2 separate regions of the Homo sapiens genome follow, and region 2 is linked to region 1. Evidence: read pairs that join two places in POLR2A ChIA-PET (ENCODE). Cell type or tissue: PC-9. All regions are shown on one strand. Each heading gives the region's core, and the rest is flanking DNA. Links, peaks and the distances in the headings are about the cores only. Region 1 overlaps TRAM2 (translocation associated membrane protein 2). Region 2 overlaps GCLC (glutamate-cysteine ligase catalytic subunit).

Region 1 (13,002 bases), core at 4,737-12,736:
CCTGGAAAGATCATACACAGCAGACTGTCAACATTGGTATCTCTCTAGGAGATAGTTTATGGAAGACTTCAGCTTTCAACTTTATATGTTTCTCTCTCTCTCTTTTTTTTTTTTTATTTGAGACAGTTTCGCTCTTGTCACTCAGGCTGGAGTGCAATGGCATGATCTCGGCTCACTGCAACCTCCTTCGCCTCCCAGGTTCAAGTCATTCTCCTGCCTCAGCCTCCCGAAGTAGCTGGGATTACAGGCGCCCACCACCACACCCAGCTAATTTTTTTGTATTTTTAATAGAGACGGGGTTTCACCACATTGGCCAGGCTGGTCTGGAACTCCTGACCTCAGGTGATCCACCTGCCTCGGCTTCCCAAAGTGTTAGGATTACAGGCATGAGCCACCGCACCCGGCCTATATGTTTCTTTGTTAAAATTTTCTTACAGTAGGTGTGTATTGCTTTTAAATTCAGTTAACTTCCCACAATTCTGTTTTGGGGGAAAAAAAAACTTGAGATAAGAATTATGTCTGAACCACTAGATAGTAATGTAGGATATAATACCACATATTGGCATATGATTCAGTGCAGATACATTTGTTGTGAACATAGTTTAAAAATGGGGTAAGCCCAGAGGTGAGAGAGTGTTTAGGTTCTAGCAATCAGGGAATCTTCATGAAGAATGGGACTTGACTTGGGCCTTAAAGAATAGGTAGCATTTATAGAGCACTTCACAGTTTATAGAATCAAAGATAACAAGCGTGTCTTCTGTATTTACTACCTGCTTTGTGCTCAGTCTTGTAAAAAGCACTCTACCTGTATTCTGTCATTCAGCCCCCACAATCAGCCTGTGTGGCAGATACTGTGGTGCCTCCCTTTTTACAGATGAGTGAACTGAAGTTTAGAAAGACTAAGGACTCTCGTTGCTCATCAATGCCAGAGCCACAATTCAAGGTCCGTGTGTCTGACTTCACAGCCTGAGTCCTTTACTCTATTTTAAAGAGAAGGAGATGGAGGCCAAGATAATTCAAGTCACTCGCCCTAGATGATACAGCTAGTAAATTGGTGAGCCAGGATCTGAACTCAGGATATTCCAAGTAATCCGTCGCGTCTGTTACACTGATCTTTCCTGATGTGGAGTCCAAGCTGTTGAAACCCCTGGGGATGACAGTGGGGGCTGGGGGTTCTGGGCCAGAGAAGTGTGCAGAACTCTTTCTACCATGCCCCCTTTCTTGGAGATTCACAGAGCATATAAACTTACTAAAGTACCATCCACCATTTCTCAAGTCTGTGATCATCTCTTTCCAAGTAGTGTATAGTAACATTCCACAGATCCCACTTTGTGAAATGCCATCTTCTTGTCCTATAAGGAAGGCACAGGTTCTTGAACAGCTTTCCATTTCTCTCTCTCTCTGTTAATAAATAAGAGTGCCAGCTCCAAGGTCTGAGGCTAGAAGGGTGTGAGGAAAAATATTTGTTGGAATTAATGGTGTGTGATTTCGTGGTTGGGTTTGGGGCCACATCTCTAGCCACTGACACATTTTTCTGAATCTTCCTTCTTTAGGACACATGGAAAAGCCTAATAGAGGGATCGTATTTGCCATTGCTCTGTGACTTTTTGTTGCAGCAAATCATGATTCACCATTAACAGGGTGTATGGGAGGTCACCTAATTAACCCTCCCATACTTCCTAAACTCAAATTACTCCACCTACACGCTACCAGATTTCATACAGTGAGTGTTAGAAGGATCCAAGTGCTATTACCTTTTGTTTGCTGTAATAGTGTCACTATTGTGTTTTCTTAAAAATTATGTAAAATACATGTAACATTAAATCTGCCATCTTAACCATTTTTAAGTGTGCCGTTAAGTAGTGTTAAGCACATCCACATTGTGCAACCAATCTCCAGAACTCTTCAGTTCATTCCACAGTTATTGAGCAGCTGCTCTGAGATTATCAAGATACACTCCCTGCTCAGTCTAATGGGGAAGACAGATAGGAAAACCAGTGGTTACAGTTCAGGATGGCCAGAGTGGTGAGGTACTCCTTATGGGACTGGACGTGGGGGGCTTTTGGGCCTGCTCCCACCTGGTGCTCCCGGGCTCCTTCTCTTCTGGCATCCGGTTTGGCTACTTGCTGATTGCAAGTAGTTTCTCACCCTGTCAATCCCTGAAGGAATTTCTCTGCTCCCCAGAACCCCGGGGAGGCCAAGTCTGCAGGTTTTGCTTGTGCGAGAGCTGTGCTCTATAGCTGAGCCCACGTGGCCTGAGGTGGGGGTAGGGCAGGAGAAGGGCGCTGCTGCCAAAACCAGAACTTCACCAAACCCCAAATCAACAGTTTGCCCAAATATAGTATCCTAGACTTTCCAGTCATCATATTTAAGCTAAATATACTGTCCTTCAGCTTGCAAGCTCAGCTTCCTCTAGGAGTGACTTCTGTGATTACTCCTAAGTGCCTTTTCTTCATTTTGTGTCTAAAAAATGGCCATGGTGACGTGGCCGAAGTCCCAGATTAGGGGTATGTGTAAAACTAAACAGATTGCAGAGAACTGGCTCCAGGTCACATTTGATTTTGTTCATTTCCATGGAGACCTCTTGAAAGTGAAAGATAGGGCATTCTTATATAGTATATAGAGCTCCTTTTGGAAAAGGTTTATTATGATGATTAACTCACAGGCTCTTCTTCCCTGGAAAAATAGGCTGCAGATTTGAGGCTCAGTTGCCTTATCAGGACATACACCCTGATTCTCCATTTCTCATTGCCATGTCACATGGGGCTTATAAATACGGTGTTATGCATGCGTGGTGAGTGCAGGCTTTGATTTAGATTGTCTGATTCTTTACCGACTCCTGTACTTAACTAGATAACATGATGAAGTTACTTAACTGTGGCCGTTTCCTTGTCAGTAAAATGGGGTTGAAAATTCTTGTACCTACTTCAGTGAGTTTTTGAAAGGACCAAATAAGTGAATAATGCATGCATGGCATCCTTATAGAACCTGATATACAGTAAGGACTCAATGTATTTGTTCAGAGTACCTGAATATTAATTAATTAATTCCATGAGTATTGTCTCTGTCATTAAGCAGCCATTTTATGTGCCTCTAATTTTCATATTATAGGTTATGTACAGTCTGTACATCCTGGTGCATCCGTTCCTCACCAGACATATCTTTTTTTTTTGAGACAGAGTTTTGCTTTGTCTCCCAGGCTGGAGTGCAACGGTGTGATCTTGGCTCACTGCAGCCTCCGCCTCCCAGGCCCATGCGATTCTCCTGCCTCAGCCTCCTAAGTAGTTGGGATTACAGGTGCCCGCCACCACACTGGCTAACTTTTGTATTTTTAGTAGAGACAGGGTTTTGCCATGTTGGCCAGGGTGGTCTCGAACTCCTGACCTCAGGTGATCTGCCCACCTCGGCCTCCCAAAATGATTTTTTTTTTTTTTTTTGAGATGGAGTCTCACTCTGTCATCCAGGCTGAAGTGCAGTGGCACGATATTGGCTCACTGCAACCTCCGCCTCCTGGGTTCAAGCAATTCCCCTGCCTCGGCCTCCCGAGTAGCTGGGACTACAGGCATGCACCATCACACCCAGCTAATTTTTGTATTTTTAGTAGAGATGGGGTTTTGCCATGTTGGCCAGGCCGGTCTCAAACTCCTGACCTCAAGTGATCTGCCTGTCTTAGCCTCCCAAAGAGCTGGGATTACAGGCATGAGCCACTGTGCCTGGCCTATACCTTTTACACTCAAACATTGCTGCCTGACCCACGAAGACTGTTAAGAAATTTACAGATTGGGCCAGGCACAGTGACTTATGCCTGTAATCCCAACACTCTGTGGGGGCAAGGCGAGTGGATCACTTGAGGTCAGGGGTTTGAGACCAGGCTGGCCAACATGGTGAAACCCCATCTCTACTAAAAATACAACAAATTAGCTGGGTGTTGTGGCACATGCCTGTACTTCCAGCTACTTGGGAGGCTGAGACAGGAGAATCACTTGAACCCGGGAGGTGTAGGTTTCAGTGAGCTGAGATTGTGCCACTGCACTCCAGTCTGGGCGAGACAGCAAGACTTTGTCTCAAAAAAAAAAAAAGCCAAACAAAACAAAAAGTACAGATTGAGTGGGTTTGCGGAGGGCTTCTCGGTGACCTCTGAGCCCCACTTCTCCCTGCGTGCCTGAGCCCCCAGCCCCCGGCTCTGCCCATGAATGCCCTCCCCCAAGAGCCACAAGCTCCAGAATTACCCCTCACCTTGTCCCTTCTCAAAGATCATATGGCTTCAGCACTGCTTAGTGCTGTCTCCCTCTCCCACTGGGAAGAAAACTATGAGGTTAAATTAAATGGAGATCAGCTGCTTGAAATATTTTATACTGAGGCGTGACCTAACCATCATAACATGTTTAAAAATAACAGAGATTTTGCGTTTTACATGTTGTTTTTGTTGAAGGACTTTCTTTTCTGTGTAAATACCACTTTTATAAGCAGATCTCCTATAGCTCTTCCACTTTAAAAAATTGACTTAATTTTTACTCTGTTTTTGTGCCTGGACACTATGATTTTTTATGGTTGTAATAAGAATGCACAGGCTGAATTCTGATTTTTTTCCCACTCAATAGTATATCCAAATATTTTGAGATGTTAGCATTTTTTAAAGATGAGGTTGTCCTAAATGCCTACCAGTAAGGGATTGGTTAGATCAATTTAAAATGGTGACATAAATCTGTATGCAGTGTCATAGAATGATGTCCAAAACATATGGTTATGGTTTTTTTAAAAGCAGCTTACAGAATACCATATTGGTGTGGGCCTTTTTCTGTAAACGTTTGGATGTGTTTTATTTTTATAGAAAAATACCTGTAAGGATGATCATCAAAATAGCACCAGTGTTTTTCTCTGTCGTAGGATTTCAAGTAATTTTACTTTTTTTCTCCACGCTTATATCTGTCTATTCATATATATATATTTGTTTTAATGAAATGCATATTATTTTGATGATCAGAAAAAGGCAATGTTAAAGTGGTTTTGTTTTGGGAATGGAAAAATAGAAAGTTTGGATTAGTGATAAGCCTGCTGCTGGGGGAGAGGTGGTGGGTTGGGGGTAGAAGCCAGGGCACAGGTGGAGGGTGGGGGTGGAAGTGGGAGAGCGAAGAGGGCAGGAGGAGGGGGCTTGACAGCCAAGGGATGCTGGAAAGAGAAGCCCGCACCCTGGATCTTACAGATACCATTCCCATCTAACATAAATCAAAGTGTTACTTTTCAGAAGCCTTTTGAACAGTGACTCAGAAGGTGAAAGTGAGGGTATTAGACCAGTCAGAGAAGGATACAAAAGCATCAAGAAAAACTCAAGTCAGGATTGACTAGAAGTTGGCCAGGCACAGTGGCTCACACTTGTTATCTCAGCACTTCGGGAGGCTGAGGCAGGAGGATCCCTTGAGGCCAGGAGTTCGAGACCAGCCTCGGCATGGTGGCGTGTACCTCAGCTACTGAAGAGGCTGAGGTAGGAGGATCATTTGAGGCTGGGAGGTTGAGGCTGTGGTGAGCTGTGGTTGCACCCCACTGCACTCCAGCCTGGCCCACAGAGCAAGACCCTCTGTTAAAAAAAAAAAAAAAAAAGGATTGACTCTAAGTGGAAATGTAACTTCTTACTTCTAGACATTAACTACACAAGGCACATGGATGAAATGGCCTTTGGTGAAATGGTTGTTGAAATGGTGAAAATTTGAAAAATTTAAACCCCAACACAGTAGCCCATTGCTGCCCCATTGAGAGGCTGTGGAAATAAGTTACCCAGTCAGCTTTTGGGTTTGGGTGAGATCTGTTCACTTTGGTTTTCTTTCTTTCTTTTTTTTTTTTTTTTTTTGAGATGGGGTCTCACTCTGTTGCCCAGGCTGGAGTGCAGTGACATGATATCTGCTCACTGCAACCTCTGCCTCCTGGATTCAAGCGATTCTCTTGCCTCAGCCACCCGAGTAGCTGGGATTACAGACACGCACCACCACGCCTAATTTTGTATTTTTAGTAGAGACAGGTTTTCACCATGTTGGCCAGGCTGGTCTCGAACTCCTGACCTCAGGTGATCCATCTGCCTCTACTTCCCAAAGTGCTGGGATTAGAGGTGGGAGTCACCGCGCCTGGCCCACTTTGGTTTTCAAAACCAAAGTGGGATGCCCTGCCTCCGCATCCCTTCCCAGGGGTGCAGTAAGCAAACAGGCGGTGGGGACAGGGCTGGGTGGTAACATTGAGGGGTTCTGTGAAGTTCTAGGACTTGATTGCCTGGGAGAGCCTCTTGCTCAGGGCTGGTAGGCTGGGGCAGATGGTGTGCTGGGGCGGATGGTGTGCTCAGGGCTGGCAGGTTGGGGTGTCTTCCTGCTGTCCCATGGAAGATGGAGCTGTTGCTGCTGGTGGCTTATCAGCACGTATTTGTTAAGCTTGATTTATGCAAAGGGTAGGGGCAGGAGAACCCAGAAAATGATAAATGACAAAGCAATGATAAAAAACAAGAGGAAGAATGACTAATTGTTATTTATTGAATACCTGTGATGTGCTAGGCCTTGTGCTACATTTGACCTTCTAATCCCACTAGTCCCCTCCATAGTCCTCTTTATGGATTCTATCTCTGTCTACACCAAGCAACTGAACAACTCCATTTCAGAGTTAGTGAGGGCAGAATTGGGATTTTGACACAGGTCTTTCTGAATCCAAAATCTGGGCTCTTAACTATTGTGCTCTACTATCTCTCAACAAAGAGGTACAGGCAGTGAGTGCTTCAGGTGTGAGGAGGAAGCAGCCAAGAGGAGTGATGGTAGAATGGGGAGGAGGAAGGAGGAGGTGAGGCTGGAGCAGGCTCTCAAAGGAAAGCCAAGGCAGATGAACAAATGGAAGGCAGAGCAGATGGCTGGAGTGCAGGCAAGAAAGGACATTCAGAGAATCAAAGAAAGCGGCTACTACACATGCTGCTACACAAGGGTTCCTGGGCCAGATTGCCCTGGGAAATGCTAGGCTGTTTCTTTACTGTTTCTTTATTGCAGGACTTGTCAGAGCCTTCATATAGTATTAATGAGTTACATATTTCTCTACCAAATACATTTGTTGATCTTGGAGAGTATTTAATGGAATAATATCCTTAATATATCCTTTAGGACATCCAGGACTATCATATTAGTTTGGAAAGTTGTGATAATCAAATGTGGAGAGGCAGGGAGGATTAGGAATGCCAGATTAAAGAGTTAGACATTATCCTTTAAGCAGCAGAAGGCAATGGAGGGGCTGTGGTGTGTGCGTGTATGTTTGTGTGTATATGCCTGGCTATTCTAGCTATGGATAGTGGGAGGGGAGGAAGGGGTTTTGAGTCTTGAGGCTGAGGATCCAGTTAGAAGTCTCTCCTACAGGCTGGTGGCAAATGAGAATATGAAGCTCTTAGCAGCATTGGGAGTAGAAATGATGGATTTAATAAAATAGTAAAGGAAAAAGCCAACAAGGGGCTATAAGGAAAGGTGGGGAGTCTTTGACTGCAGCCTGGGACATAGGCAAGTATAGAGCTTTCTCCTGGGCACCAGGTTTGGCATGTTGAACGGGAGTTAATCATGCACTATGTAGGTAAAGATGCAGCCTCCCACCTCCCATCCTGGGGAGAAAGATTTCAGCAGGAAAAGTAGATCTGAGTGTCGCCGGAATAGAAGTGGCTGCTACAGCAGAGATTTCCAAGAAAGCAAGAAGAGCTGAGGCTTGCACTGGGAGCCTGGAAGTGAAGCCGTGTCACAGAAGCATGGGGAAGAATCCGTGGATACAAAGGGACTTCAGAGAACACCCTTAAAACATGAGAACTCTGAGGCCCAGTGAGGTGGATGGGAGCAGCTGGAAGCAGCCCGTCGGGTTTGTGGCTGAGCTGTCAGGGAACAGGTCTCTTGCCTCCTCACTGCACTTTTCTCCCTTCTGCTTCCTCTTAGTAATATATGTACAGCCATTTGAGCTTTACCTATTTGCATGGGCTTCAGTAGAGCTGCAGGTGGCCTTCCTAGCAGGTGTGGCCACCAAGTACCCAACAGATTTCAGTCTGTTCTTGTCTTCGTTGCCTCCTCGGGGTAGTGAAAGGGCTGGGGAGCCTGTTGGTCCTGTCCCAGGGCTGTCCTCTCTGCATCCGTGCCCCCTGGGCTTTGCATGGGGGAGGAGCCTGGAATCTCGCTCTCTTTAAGGCTGGAAGCCAGGATGGCTGCCTGAGACTGCTGGCTATCTGTGCCCTCTCCTCTTGCCAGGGCTCAGTCTGGGGCAGAATGTGGCCCAGGGCCTGCTTGTCAGCACGTGGCTAGGGTTTCCGTGTTAACGTTCCCAAATTGGGATCTCAGAAGATCAAGTGTCCGTGTTGTCTGATCACGCTGAGCCTTCTCGAGCGGCCAGCTGCAAACCTTTCAAAGGGCTGTGTGTAATTGGCTTGGGAGATGCTGTGGGGGACTGAGAAGGGGACAAAGAAGTCAGTTTTTAAAAGGAAAAAAATAAATGAACATAACAGTCTTGGGCCAGTTGGGTGGGGCATGGTGCTTGGGCACATTGAAACCCCTTCCTCTTCCCTTCCTATTTTTCCACTTCCAGAGGCCCCTTTGGCTAGCGCCGTACTGACCCCTGCAGACCCCCTCTGTGTAAATACAGCCTCTGTCTCCCACCCACTTCTTCATTATGCATTCCTTTAATCTGACCCATCTCCAGGTTGCCAGCTGGCAGAGACTCAGCAGATTCCAAACCCCAGCTGGTGCCAGAGTGTTTACACGGGCCAGGGAAGCTTGGCAGACAACCTGCCCCCAAGCTACTCAGCTGTAGGAAAAGGTAGAAAGACTCCTGGAGATAAGTGGCCCGTTTGTTTGCAGACTTTCTCTCCTCCCTCATTCACCCTCCCCTGCATGCCCACCCTCACTCCAGTTGCTGCTCTATCCTGAAAACGTTAGAAAGAATCCCTTTGTGAAAGGGAGGTAAATGGCTAGGGACTAGCAGCGTAATCCCTACATCCAAGCAACCCTGTGTGGCACTCTGAGCACATAAAGGTAAAAGATCCTTTGCCTTCCGGGCTGAAACAGATCAGATATTAATTAGGAGACATTATTGGTTAGTGTAGAGCCAGTCCCCATTCATAACGGATATGTTTTTCCAAAATAATAAAGCTATGTGATCGAGTGTTCATGAAGCCAGGACTCATATTTGTCACTGCAGCCTGAGGCCAGTGGTGTCCTCAAAATCCTATATTCACCTCCTCCTGCCTCAGTAAAGGCCCCCTTGAAAAACTCAGGCAGGAAACTGTTCGTCCACCACAGTGGTTTATCTTGATCTGAGTTTGTGAGAAGCCAGTCCCAGGGTGTCATGCCTAAAGAAAACCATTTCTGAAGTGGGTTATCAACACTGTTGGTCCTTTGGAAATTAGATGGCCCATAAAGAGTGGCGATTTGTCTGCCTCCCATGCGTTTCATGAGGGGTAGTACCAGGATGTGTGTGGAGGATAATTTTGCTGGTTTAAAGTGTCCTATTCGGTTGGGCATGGTGGCACACTCCTGTAATCCCAGCACTTTGGGAGGCCAAGGCAGGTGGGAGGCCAAGGCAGGTGGATCTCTTGAGGCCAGGAGTTCAAGAACAGCCTGGCCAACATGATGAAACCCCATCTCTACTAAAAGTACAAAAATTAGCCGGGTGTGGTGGTGCATTCCTGTAATCCTAGCTATTCGGGAGGCTGAGGCAGGAGAATCACGTGAGCCTGGGAGGCAGAGGCTGCAGTGAACTAAGATCTTGCCACTGCACTCCAGTCTGGATGACGGGAGTGAAACCCTGTCGCAAAAAAAATAAAAATAAAAAATAAAAATAGTGTCCCATTGCCAGCAGTTACGTTGATGAGGTTAATTATTATCATATGGTGTTAGTATTCTTTTATTTGAGTAGCATATCTCCATCAGTCAGAGTCCCAACAGGAAACAGGTGGGGTAATTGAGGAATGGTTATGTAGGCACTATTAACAAGGGCGTGGACTGGCTCAGGGGAAACAGATAAGGAACAGTAAAGCATTCTAAGGCTTGCGAACGTGGGGAGCTATCCCTAAGCTTGAAGGGGCTGAGGATAGCATGGATCTAGAACTAAGAAGGAAGGGAGAGAGGAAATACCATTGAGAGCTGTGGTTGAAGGGGAGGGGCTGGAGTTTTGGTGGAGGGTTGCAGTGACTGCCAGAACTGTCCAGCAGGAAAGGAGCCAGGTGATGAATACCCCTTTCATGCTCTCTCATGTTCTGCAGATTCCATCGGAAGCCCACTGAAGTACTCCATAAAGGTGAAGCTGTCTGTTCTGGGACACAGGGTAGGATGGAGCATTGTGCAGCCCAGTAGAACTTACAGATGCTATTCTGCCTTCTGTTTGACTCCTACCTCATATATGACAACAGGCAATCAAAGGGTGGCAAAGCTAAACTGATGTCCCTGAAATACTACCATCTCTGAGAATAGGACTTTTGGACAGACGTTTCCTGATTGTAATAAGCCAAATAGTGCAACACATCTAACTTTAAGCTACTCTTGCCCTGATTTCTGGTGAGATTTAGAATCACCATTGCTTCTTAAAGTGATGGCGCATTAAATGCTTCCACTTCCATCTTTTGGCTGGTTCAGATAATACTCAAGCACCACTTAAACCCATTTCCTTCTCTTGCCCCAGTGATTTGCACCCTAGCCCTCAGGGACCAAGAGGAGTTTCTGGTGCAGCATAAATGGAATTCTAATCACCGTGTCTAATTACTACTAGTCTTTGAGTATCTGTATCCAACAGGAAATGGCTTTCTTGACTGTTTCACATGCAGGAGCTTGGACTCCCGTATTTGTTAGGTAACTGATGAAATTTAATTGTTTAATTATGAAATATGAGATGGTTTTTTAGAGTTTTGTGGCTGAAGAGACTTTCAAATTTTATGTTACGATGTTGCCTCCTTTATACTTTGAGGGAGACAATCATTTCTTTATCTTGGCTTGAATCATTGTGGGAAGCAAAGCTTTGAAATGCGCACCATGCTGGAATAGATGGTATCCCCACTGATGAACTCAGGAGACAGACAGTTGATTTTGGGCAGCTTTTGGAAGGAAGGGAGGGAGGGAGGGAAGGAGGGAAGGGAGGGAAGGAGGGAAGGAAGGGAAGGAAAGCTTTAAGGGGTCTGAGGGCCAGATATCGTTTCTTCCATTTTAGACTAGTTCATTTGAAACAAATGGGCACAGCTGAGATCTGAAGTTGGACCACACGGTGGACAGCCCCCGTAAAGCCGTTATGACTATCCTAAGCTAAACCATTGTATCTCTAGGCCTTCTCCAGTCCTTTCTCAGTGCCATCATGATTCTGTTCTAACCCTCACCTGCCCCCTTTTATCCACTTTCTGTACATGTTTCTGGCTCAAATCACCGCCTCGCAGAAATCTTCTCAGAGAAGGTCCAGAAATCTCCAAACCCAGGGCACTAACAGATGTTTTTTGGGTCTCTCCTTTGTGCCAAGAACACTGTGGGTATGGAGATAAATAAAGACATGGTCTTTGCCCTGGAGAAAGCAAAGGAGCTTCCACTTGCCCTTTGCCTAACGCTGTCCTGATCTATGACATCTCTTGTCTTAAAATGAACCCTTTATGCATCAAGGTCTCATTTTGATCATTAGATCTTAGGCACATCGTTCAGGTAGCATGGTGATTAACAGTCCAGATGTCACGGTCAGATGGATCTTGGATTCTAGTCCCGCTTCTGGGGCTTATTAACTGTGTGCCTTGGGGCGTGTTGCTTAAGCTTTTTGGGCCTCACTTTTCTGCACATTAGGGCCTCTGGGAGCATTAAGTGAGATCATTTCTGTAAGTGTTCAGAGCAGTTCCTGGCAGGTGATAGAAGTTCAGTGAATAGTAGTAATGTAGCAGTTCCTTATAGAGTTGGAGGTTAGATGAGGTAATCCTGTTTGGCGTTTAGCACAGTGCCTGGCATTTCATAAGATCTCACACGTTAGATGTCATTGTCGCTCCTTGCAGGGTTGCTGAGGATTATTTGATGTGATTGTGTAAAATGCCTTTACCTTGCCTGGCTTGCAGTAAATATTCAAAGAAGAGTGGTTGGTTTTATCGTCTTCGTGATAATGGAGTTGGAGTAGATAGATGTATAGCCTGACTCTGGATTCTGGTCCTGAGCCTTTGAGAGAAGGAAGCGGGTCTCGTAATTGCTTTCATCTCCAGTAGCATTGTGCCTTGCCCAGAGCATGTGCTCAATATTTTGTGATTGAAGAATTGATTTTTAAAAATGTTTATATTTTGTTTTGTAGGGACAGTGCTAAACAAAGACATATTACTAGGGTGTGAAAGTGCCTTACCAGCCAGCTTTGTGCACATGAACATAAGCACACAAACACACCATACTTCTAATGCTTTCCATGACATATCTGTTTAGAAAACCCTGTGTGGCCATTGTCAGATCTGGAATTGCCCCATGGTTATGGCAGCAGTCACTGTGGCTGTAGAGTGTGAATATGGATCCTGGCCCATGGCCAGGTGCTTATCTGCATATCTGTGGGTTCTGATTCTGAACTCTGTCAGTCCAGCCGACGCAATAAAGGCTGACAGGCTGAGAGGAGACCGGAGGCCTCCCGTGGCCCTCCACCCCTTTGGCACCCTGACAGTTCTCCCCCTGGGAACGTGCAGAACAGTCATCCCTTGTAAATCCATCTAGGTGGCCCTGCCTGTCCCTCTAGAGAAATGAATGAAAGTAAAGTCACAGCTGCTGAGAGTGGCAGTGTAGCATCGGTTCAAAAGAATTGATTAAATAGCAGAAAATTTCCCAGCCCCTTTGCGAATATAGTGGAGGAAGGATGTTCATTTTGTTTTTGCCTCTCTCCCCTCTAGCTCCTCTGAAAGTACATTAATTCATGGGGTGTTTATTGAGCGTCTTCTCCATAGCTGGTGTGTGTATCAAGACAAGGTGTCCGAACTGCACAAGCAGCAGGGGTCTTGGGGAACTGAGAAAGGGCGTGGTCTTAACAAAA
Region 2 (8,000 bases), core at 1-8,000, 990 kb before region 1:
TTGTGCCTTCCCTTTCTGTTTTTGAAAATTACGTGTGTATGCAGTACACATTAAATGACTTCTTGAGAAGTCCATCTCTGTTTTTGTTTTTAGCTTTTGCCTTAGATGGCTTGCCACCTGTGTAAATTGTTTATCTTTTGGCCAGTGTTGTTATCAATCTTGGCCTAAGTGCTGACGTGCTGTTACACCAGTGCAGAATATCTCCTTTCAAAAAGTTAGTTTTTTTTTTTTTTCTAAGATTGGGATTCTACCTCCTACAGCTGAAGAAATTGTGCTGTTTTAAATTAGGAAAGTATGATGACTAGTAATTCACATTTCTACAAAAAGTGGTTTGTCACACTTCTTTGAACAGAAAAAGCACAGCATGTGTTTTGGTGATGATTCTTCAGTTTTACTGTAAAGTTCATAGTTTCTTTACAGCATCTGCCATTTTGTATATTCATTTTTGTATTGTGTGTCACAGGAAAATGTAAGACGAAATTGGGCAGGGACATTATGCTTGTTCACCTCTGTTTTCCTAGAGCCCAGCCTTGTGCCTGGTGTAGTTGGCATCAGGTCCTTGTGGCATGAATGAGTGAATGAACTACTATTTCAAGTTCCCACTGTATGGTAACTAGTCATTGTAGAGCAGTTCAAAGTTTGACATTTTTTTGTGCTGCTCTTTTTTTTTGAGACAGAATCTTGCTCTGTCGCCCAGGCTGGAGTGCAATGGTGTGATCTCGGCTCACTGCAACCTCAGCCTCCCGGGTTCAAGCAATTCTCCTGCCTCAGCCTCCTGAGTAGCTGGGATTACAGGTGCCTGCCACCACGCCCAGCTAATTTTTGTATTTTTAGTAGAGATAGGGTTTCACCATGTTGGTCAGGGTGATCTCAAACTCCTGACTTTTCACCCGCCTCGGCTTCCCAAAGTGCTGGGATTACAGGCATGAGCCAATGTGCCGGGCCCTGTGCTGCTTTTGACATTTAACTAGGTCTCTCTACAAAGACAGGCAGTTCAAGTCTTTGGTAGTCATTGTCCCAGGTAGAACTACATCAACAGGAAATTTGCAGCACAGTTGGAGCTCAGCAACTCCTTCTGGAGACAACACCCCACCCCCCACCACCCCTTATCCATCTTTGTCCCATTTGGTGTATTCCTGCAAGACACTCCAGGAATCCTTAATCTTACCCTTTTAAAAAAGGCCTCTCCTGTTGGCAGGAAGAGCATTTAGAACTACCTATTTTAAGTAACTTTTGTAGTTGTTGGGTAAATTGAAGTGGGAAGAGCTGAAGAGTAGAGCCTTGAAGTACGTGTCTCTGCTTTAACAGGCTTTCATGGAGAGATTTGCAATAGGTTTACCTCCTTCCCACTCCAAAAGATCAAGGGGCTTGGAAAAGAGTGGCCATAATGCAAACTTGTATTATGCATCTATAAAGGAGAGAAAATTGGACCCAGCATTTCAGCCAGGTCATAACACTTCTTGAAAAAATTACGCTGAGCAGATCTGTGGAGAATTAGACTTTGGTATTGTATTAAGACTCTAATAATGGCTGGGCGTGGTGGCCCGTAATCCCAACACTTTGGAAGGCCCAGGCAGGAGGATTGCTTGAGCCCAGGAGTTGAAGGCCAGCCTGGGCAATATAGCGAGACCCCATCTCTACCAAAAATAAAAAATTAGTGGCATGTGCCTGTGGCCCCAACTACTCGGGAGGCTGAGATAGAAGGATCGCTTAAGCCTGGGAGTTTGAGGCTGCAGTGAGCCGTGATTGTTCAACTGCACTCTAGTCTGGGTGACAGTGAGACCCTAGCCCCCTACCCCAAAAAAAGATTTGATAACACTGCTCTTACCTTAAAATGTGTAAATGATGTTCACTGAAAACTTTCTTTAGTGACTGTTAAGACTATACCTTCACATTTCTTGTTCCAAATACTCTGTCATAAATTAAATACAAAGCTATAAATTGATTTTTTAAACCTCATTTGAAATGCTGCTTTTACCAGCATTTTACTGTTTTATGATCTATCCTTTCTGTTTCCCTAGACTATTTTGTTTTCCACAAGTTCCTTTGTTCCCCCACCGCCCCCCCACCCTACTAACATATTAATGTCTTTTGGAGTGGGGAGTAAACAAACTGAGGTGGAAAACTCATCTTAGAAGAAAAGCATAACCCGCTGCTCATTTTTTATTATTTTAAATTTGCTTCAGTTATGTCTCTGGGTGGAGTATAGAATTTTTGAGAAGAATAACATTCCTGCCCTGAAGTGTTGACAGTTGCCCGACACAAAGGAAAGAATTAAGATTGTGAAGACTGCCTAGGTGATTAAAGAAAAAGAAGCCCCACTCTACTTTTTCCTCCTGCCATGGCACTTCAGTGAAACCTTGGTCTCCCCCGCGCTTGTTCTACCTCCCGCCCTTGATCTGGGATGCAGATACTAATTCTCCATTGTGGTACCTCTCTACATTTCTTTTTTTCTTTTTTTTGAGACGGAGTCTCGCTCTTGTCACCCAGGCTGGAGTGCATGACGTGATCTCGGCTCACCGCAACCTCCGCCTCCCAGAGTTCAAGTGATTCTCCTGCCTCAGCCTCCTGAGTAGCTAGGATTATAAGGCACCCAACACCATGCCCGGCTAATTTTTGTATTTTTAGTAGAATCGGGGTTTCACCATGTTGGCCAGGCTGGTCTCGAACTCCTGACCTCAGGTGATCCACCTGCCTTGGCCTCCCAAAGTGCTGGGATTACAGGCATGAGCCAGTGTGCCTGGCCACCTCTCTACATCTCTTATATGCAGAGAGAAGGTGTGACTTTTTTTTGTGGGGTGAGGATGGGAGGGTCTCATCATGCCTAAGTATTTGCTGATGCCTGTAACCATTCCTCTAGCGGCATCATCATGTGAATCTAATCACCCTTTTGTAAGAGCATTATTTTTCAGACTGCAGGTCATGATTCAGTAGTGGGTTGACATACATTTAGAAGATTCCAACCAGGACTTTTGTGTGTGTGTGTGTGTGTGTGTGTGTGTGTGTGTGTGGCAAGACACTTAACATGAGCTCTACCTCCTTAACAGATTTTTAAGTGCACAAATATAGTATTGTTAACTACAGGGGCAATGTTTTACAGATCTCTAGAACTAGTTTATCTTGCATAATTGAAACCATGCTCACCGATTAGCAGTTCCTCAATTTTCCCCTCCACCTAGCTCCTGGCAACAATTCTGCTTTCTGATTCTATGAGTTTGACTACTTTAGTACTTGATATAAGTAGAATTAAGCAGTATTTGTCCTTCTGTGACCGATGTATTTCACTTAACATAATGTCCTCAAGGGTCATCTAAATTGTCCCATACTGTAGGATTTTCTTTTTTTTTTTCTTTTTTGAGGCTGAATAATATTCCATTGCTTGTATGTACCACATTTTCTTCATTCTTCTGTCAGTGAACGTTTAGTTGTCTCTACATCTTGGCTATTGTGAATAACTTCGATGAACATTGGAGTGCTAATATCTCTTTGCCAACAGGACTTTTTAAAATATTAAATGGAATAGGGTGAAGAATATTAATTTATCATACCATAGTAAGAATATTATGTAAAACTTCTGAGTTATCTTCTGAGGAGGTGTGTGAAGGGTAGGCTTGTGCATTGGATTGCATGTAAATTATTTCTTACTATGGTTCACAGTTGAAGAGTTTGAAGGCCACAGTCTCAGATTTATTTATTCAATGAGGTGAGCCTCGTGAAAAAGAACAGGTTAGCACTAATCTTTGCACATAGTAGGAGCTCACTGGTACACATTCTGAATAGAAGTGTGAAGACAGGTCAGAAGCCTAGTGGCTCAGATGCAAGAGAGCTTGTTTGTGTGCAGAAGCCTTGAGAAATAACTGAGAAACAGGCTGCGCAGATAAAAGTGTGTGTGGTAGATAAAAGTGGGTGTGGTGGATGGTGTGCCACGTGGAGATGAAGAATGGCCCGCAGGACAGAAAGTGGTGTTTTGGATGTGATATGTTGGGCTTTATGGGCATCATATCAAAATGCTGCTTTTTTTGCTTACTGTTGCACTTATAGAGCCATGGACTTGGATTAAAAAAAAGACAAAAATGAACTTAAAACGCGCCATAGGTATGGTTGGAAGGAGAGGCTGCCACTTTAGAAATGCTCAGCTCTACTTACTAGGATAGTGTTTGTCTCTTCACACCAGAAAGAACCTTGGATTTGGGGTTCAGTTTGTGTTCTCATCCAAGGCTGAAGTGGATTGTCTTACAGAGGTGCGTGTATGCTGGCTTTTTGGAACTCAGGTATTTTCCTGTGAGAAGCTCCAAGATCAGCCTACAGATGCCTGTTTCACCTTTAATATGACAGGTCCTAACTCTAGCCACCATTTACTGTGCTGCTTCTGTGGGAAACAGAAGTTCCAACTCTTAGGTTCCAGGGAGATACCTATTTTGCCCCAGGATGAGGAGAGGTAAGGGGGATATTCCTGGGTGCCCTGTTGCCTGCTGAGAATACAAACAAGTAAGCCCTTCTGCACAGTTCACATGCAGCTTTTCAGATATGGGTTTTGTTTGTAACTTAGATATGCACATTAAAAGACAGATCTGGGAAATCTATGATGTAAATGTAACAAATATGACTTGATTTTTTCTGATGACTCCAGTGTTAGCTGCCTGCCAGACCTTTTCAGCTACTTAGTGGCAGACATATCATCAGCATTGAAATCTGTCTGACTCCAGGTCCAGTCCTTAAACATTATACCAGGTTTTGGGTTATTTACAATCATAAATTTCATTGAATTTCTTTTTACAGATTTCAAACTGTATAGGTTGTAGAGGGTCAGAAAACAACATTTAAAACTAAACTTTTACTTCTAAGTTTGTAACCCAGTGCAGTGGCTCTTGAAGGCAAGAAGGTAAATTGTCCTCTAGTTAGCAGAAAAGTCCATGTGAACTTTGAGAGGAAAATGCAATGTATCTTTAATCTTTATGAGCATGTTCTTATGTGTAAAACAGAGATGAGATTTATTAAGGGCTGATATATCATCCATTGAGTTTGAACTTCCAATTTGCCTATGCTAGGTTCAGAATGCTGAAGTGACTATTTAGAAAATGCATAGCTGGGAGGCCGAGGCAGGCAGATCACAAGGTCAGGAGATCAAGACCATCTTGGCTAACATGGTGAAACCTTGTCTCTACTAAAAATACAAAAGAAAAAATTAGCCAGGTGTGGTGGCGAGCACCTGTAGTCCCAGCTACTCGGGAGGCTGAGGCAGGAGAATGGCGTGAACCCGGGAGGCGGATCTTGCAGTGAGCCTAGATCGCGCCACTGCACTCCAGCCTGGGCGGCAGAGCGAGACTGCATCTCAAAAAAAAAAAAAAGAAAATGCATAGCTTGCCAGGCATGGTGGCTTGTGCCTGTAATCCCAGCTACTTGGGAGGCTGAGGTGGAAGGATCACTGGAGCCCAGGAGTTCATGGCTGCAGTGAGCTGGGATCATGCCACTACTGCACTTTGGCCTGGATGACCAAGTGGGACCCCATCTCTTTAAAAAAAAAAAAAAAAAAAAAAAAAAAGGAAAGAAAAAAGAAAATGCCTAGCTTATTAATGAATAAGTGTATGATCCTATTTAAAAATACAGTCTTGAGTGATAAATTTAGAATGGACAAAAACACAATTATTTGAGTCAAATTGAAGGTTCTCTATAGCTTTGGGCAAGTTGCTTACTCTCCCAACTTCAATTTTGTCATCTATTAAATGAGGACAATACTACCTTCCTTGCAGGGTTATTGAGATTAAATGGGGTAATATTAGTGAGGTGGTTTGCAGGTGCCTAGCCTGTTAAGTAAAATCTCACAAATAGCCTAAACCATTTACTTAGAAAATTTAAAACATCCAGTATATCTTATTTAAATAGCTGTGGTCATTGAGGAATGAAACATTCCACATATGTAGGGTTTTTTGGTTTTTTTTTACAGTTAACTGAAACTTGCTTGTTCAGATACAATTATATTCCATTAACAGTAATTTTTTATTGTATTTCTTTTCTTTTTTTTAATATTATGTATTTATGTATTTATTTATTTATTTATTTATTTTGAGACAGGGTCTTTCTTGCTCTGTCACCCAGGCTAGAGTGCAGTGACACCATCACAGTGTGCTGCAGCCGCAGCCTCCCAGGCTCAAGCTGTTTAGATCGTATTTCTAAGTTGCGCTTCAAAAACGCATTGACACAGGCTCAGGCTAGGCTTCTTAAAATAAGATATAGAGCACAAATTAATTATTTCTTAATAGGCATTACAAAGATTCAGGTTCCTTCTATAGGTCATAGCGTATTCTGTAACACAAAAAGCAAAGTTGTCGCATCTCTCTATCTTTTTTAGCTGTCACTGGACATTGATTCAACAGCATTTATTGTCCGTTAACCCCTACCCACCCCCAGAAGTTCCCTTGTGCCCTTTGCACGTGTGTGCATGCGTGTATGCTAGAGAGAGAGGGGGAGAGCACTTCAGTTGATTCTGGTTTTCCTTCAGACACCACCTTTGAGAAACTGCCTTAAAGAGTGTGTGGTCATTAATTAGATGAAGGGGAGAAAGGAAGGCATTATGGTCAAAAGAACAGTGTAACAAAGGAGGAAAGGTGAGAAATACCATTGGATAGTATGTGAAGGTTATTGTGCAGTTTAGTGTTGTAAATGCAGTGAATAGGTTTAGCCAGCTTGTAGAAGTCTTTGTCTAGTTCTCAAAAAGTAGAGGTTATGTTGTACTTTAAAAGCATGAGAAAAGTAGAATCGAAAAAAAGTGTATTAGTCTTCTATACCTATCTCCTACAGAAAAAATCTTTTAAGACTTATCAGTTACTGTGACCTACCATATCATGGTTGAATTCCTCCATGTTAAGACCCTACTGTCTAGAAGTATGGTATTAGCAGATGTACTCATTGATTGGTACTGTCTGTAGTTTCATTTTGAAGCATAAACCTGAGTAACATTCAGTAAGACTCTGTATGTTCAGAAAAGATGTCACAATATTAATTGAGCCTCTAACATCACTATTTATGTTTCTGAACATTTTTACATACTGTCAAGGCATCTGAATATATTCTTAAAGTTAGAAAACTGTATATGAAGCATTACTGATATTGCTGGTATTACTGGAAAGACCATATCCTAACGAGCTTGCTAATTAGTACTCTGTTTCTACATTTCATGATATAATCAGGTGTTTTTAAAAAAACATTTTAACAGCTTTATTGAGTTATAATTAACATAAAGTTAACTGCACATATTTAAAATGTACAATTTGGTAAGTTTTGATATATGTATACATCATAAAATCACCTCTGATAATAAGTATATTCATTATCTCCAAAAATGTCATCATGCCCCTTTGGTAATTTCTTCCTCTGGCCATCCCATGCAGCTGATTTGCTTTCTGTAGTTTGCATTTTCTAGATTTTCATATTTAAGAAATCATAGTTTGCATTTGATATCTAGTTTCATATACCTAGGAAATCATCCAGCATATCCTCTTTTGGTCTGCCTTCTTAGAGTCTACATAAATATTTTGAGATCCATCCATGTTGTTACATGTGTCAGTAGTTCATTCCTTTTCGTCGCTGAGTAATATTTCATTCCATGGTTATACCAGTTTGTTTATACATTCACCATTTGTGTTGCATTCAGTTTTTCACTATTATAAAAAAATTATATGAACATTAACATACAAGTTTGTATGTATGGACTAATGCTTTTCTTCATCTTATTACCCTAGGAGTAGCGTGTTGTTAACTTTTTAAGGAAACTATAATACCAAACTTTTCCAGGGTGGTTATACCATTTTGCATTCTCACTAGCAGAGTATGCCAGTTCAGTTCATCCACATTCTTGTTAACACCGGTATGGGCAGTCTCTTTAATTTTAGCTACTCTAATAGGAGTGTGGTGGTACGTTGTTGTATTTTTAAATTGCATTTTCCTGAAGATCAGTGATGTTGAGTATCTTTTTATGTGCCGATTTGTCATGTGTGTATCTT

What was found. ChIA-PET counts read pairs that join two places held together with the same protein. Peaks named below come from ENCODE experiments on the same cell type or tissue, not always from the same donor. Only the 100,000 strongest peaks of a DNase experiment are listed, where the experiment ranks them.
Region 2: POLR2A ChIA-PET joins it to region 1 with 12 read pairs; 2 of 35 experiments call an interaction of 5 or more read pairs at or near these places.

The regions. Positions count from the first base shown.
Region 1 is chr6:52,547,363-52,560,364 of GRCh38, reverse strand. All of the region lies in intron 1 of TRAM2 (translocation associated membrane protein 2), which reads left to right. Among named protein-coding and RNA genes, the nearest start is that of TRAM2, 23 kb to the left of the region's middle. RefSeq lists an enhancer at 7,979-8,148. In PC-9, for the core only: no CTCF peak of the experiment used is centred there; a DNase peak (open chromatin) is centred at 8,744.
Region 2 is chr6:53,535,679-53,543,678 of GRCh38, reverse strand. The region is part of intron 1 of GCLC (glutamate-cysteine ligase catalytic subunit); the gene reads left to right. Among named protein-coding and RNA genes, the nearest start is that of GCLC, 5.4 kb to the left of the region's middle. RefSeq lists an enhancer at 833-1,470. In PC-9, for the core only: no CTCF peak of the experiment used is centred there; no DNase peak of the experiment used is centred there; H3K4me3 peaks cover 4,736 bases; H3K27ac peaks cover 1,835 bases.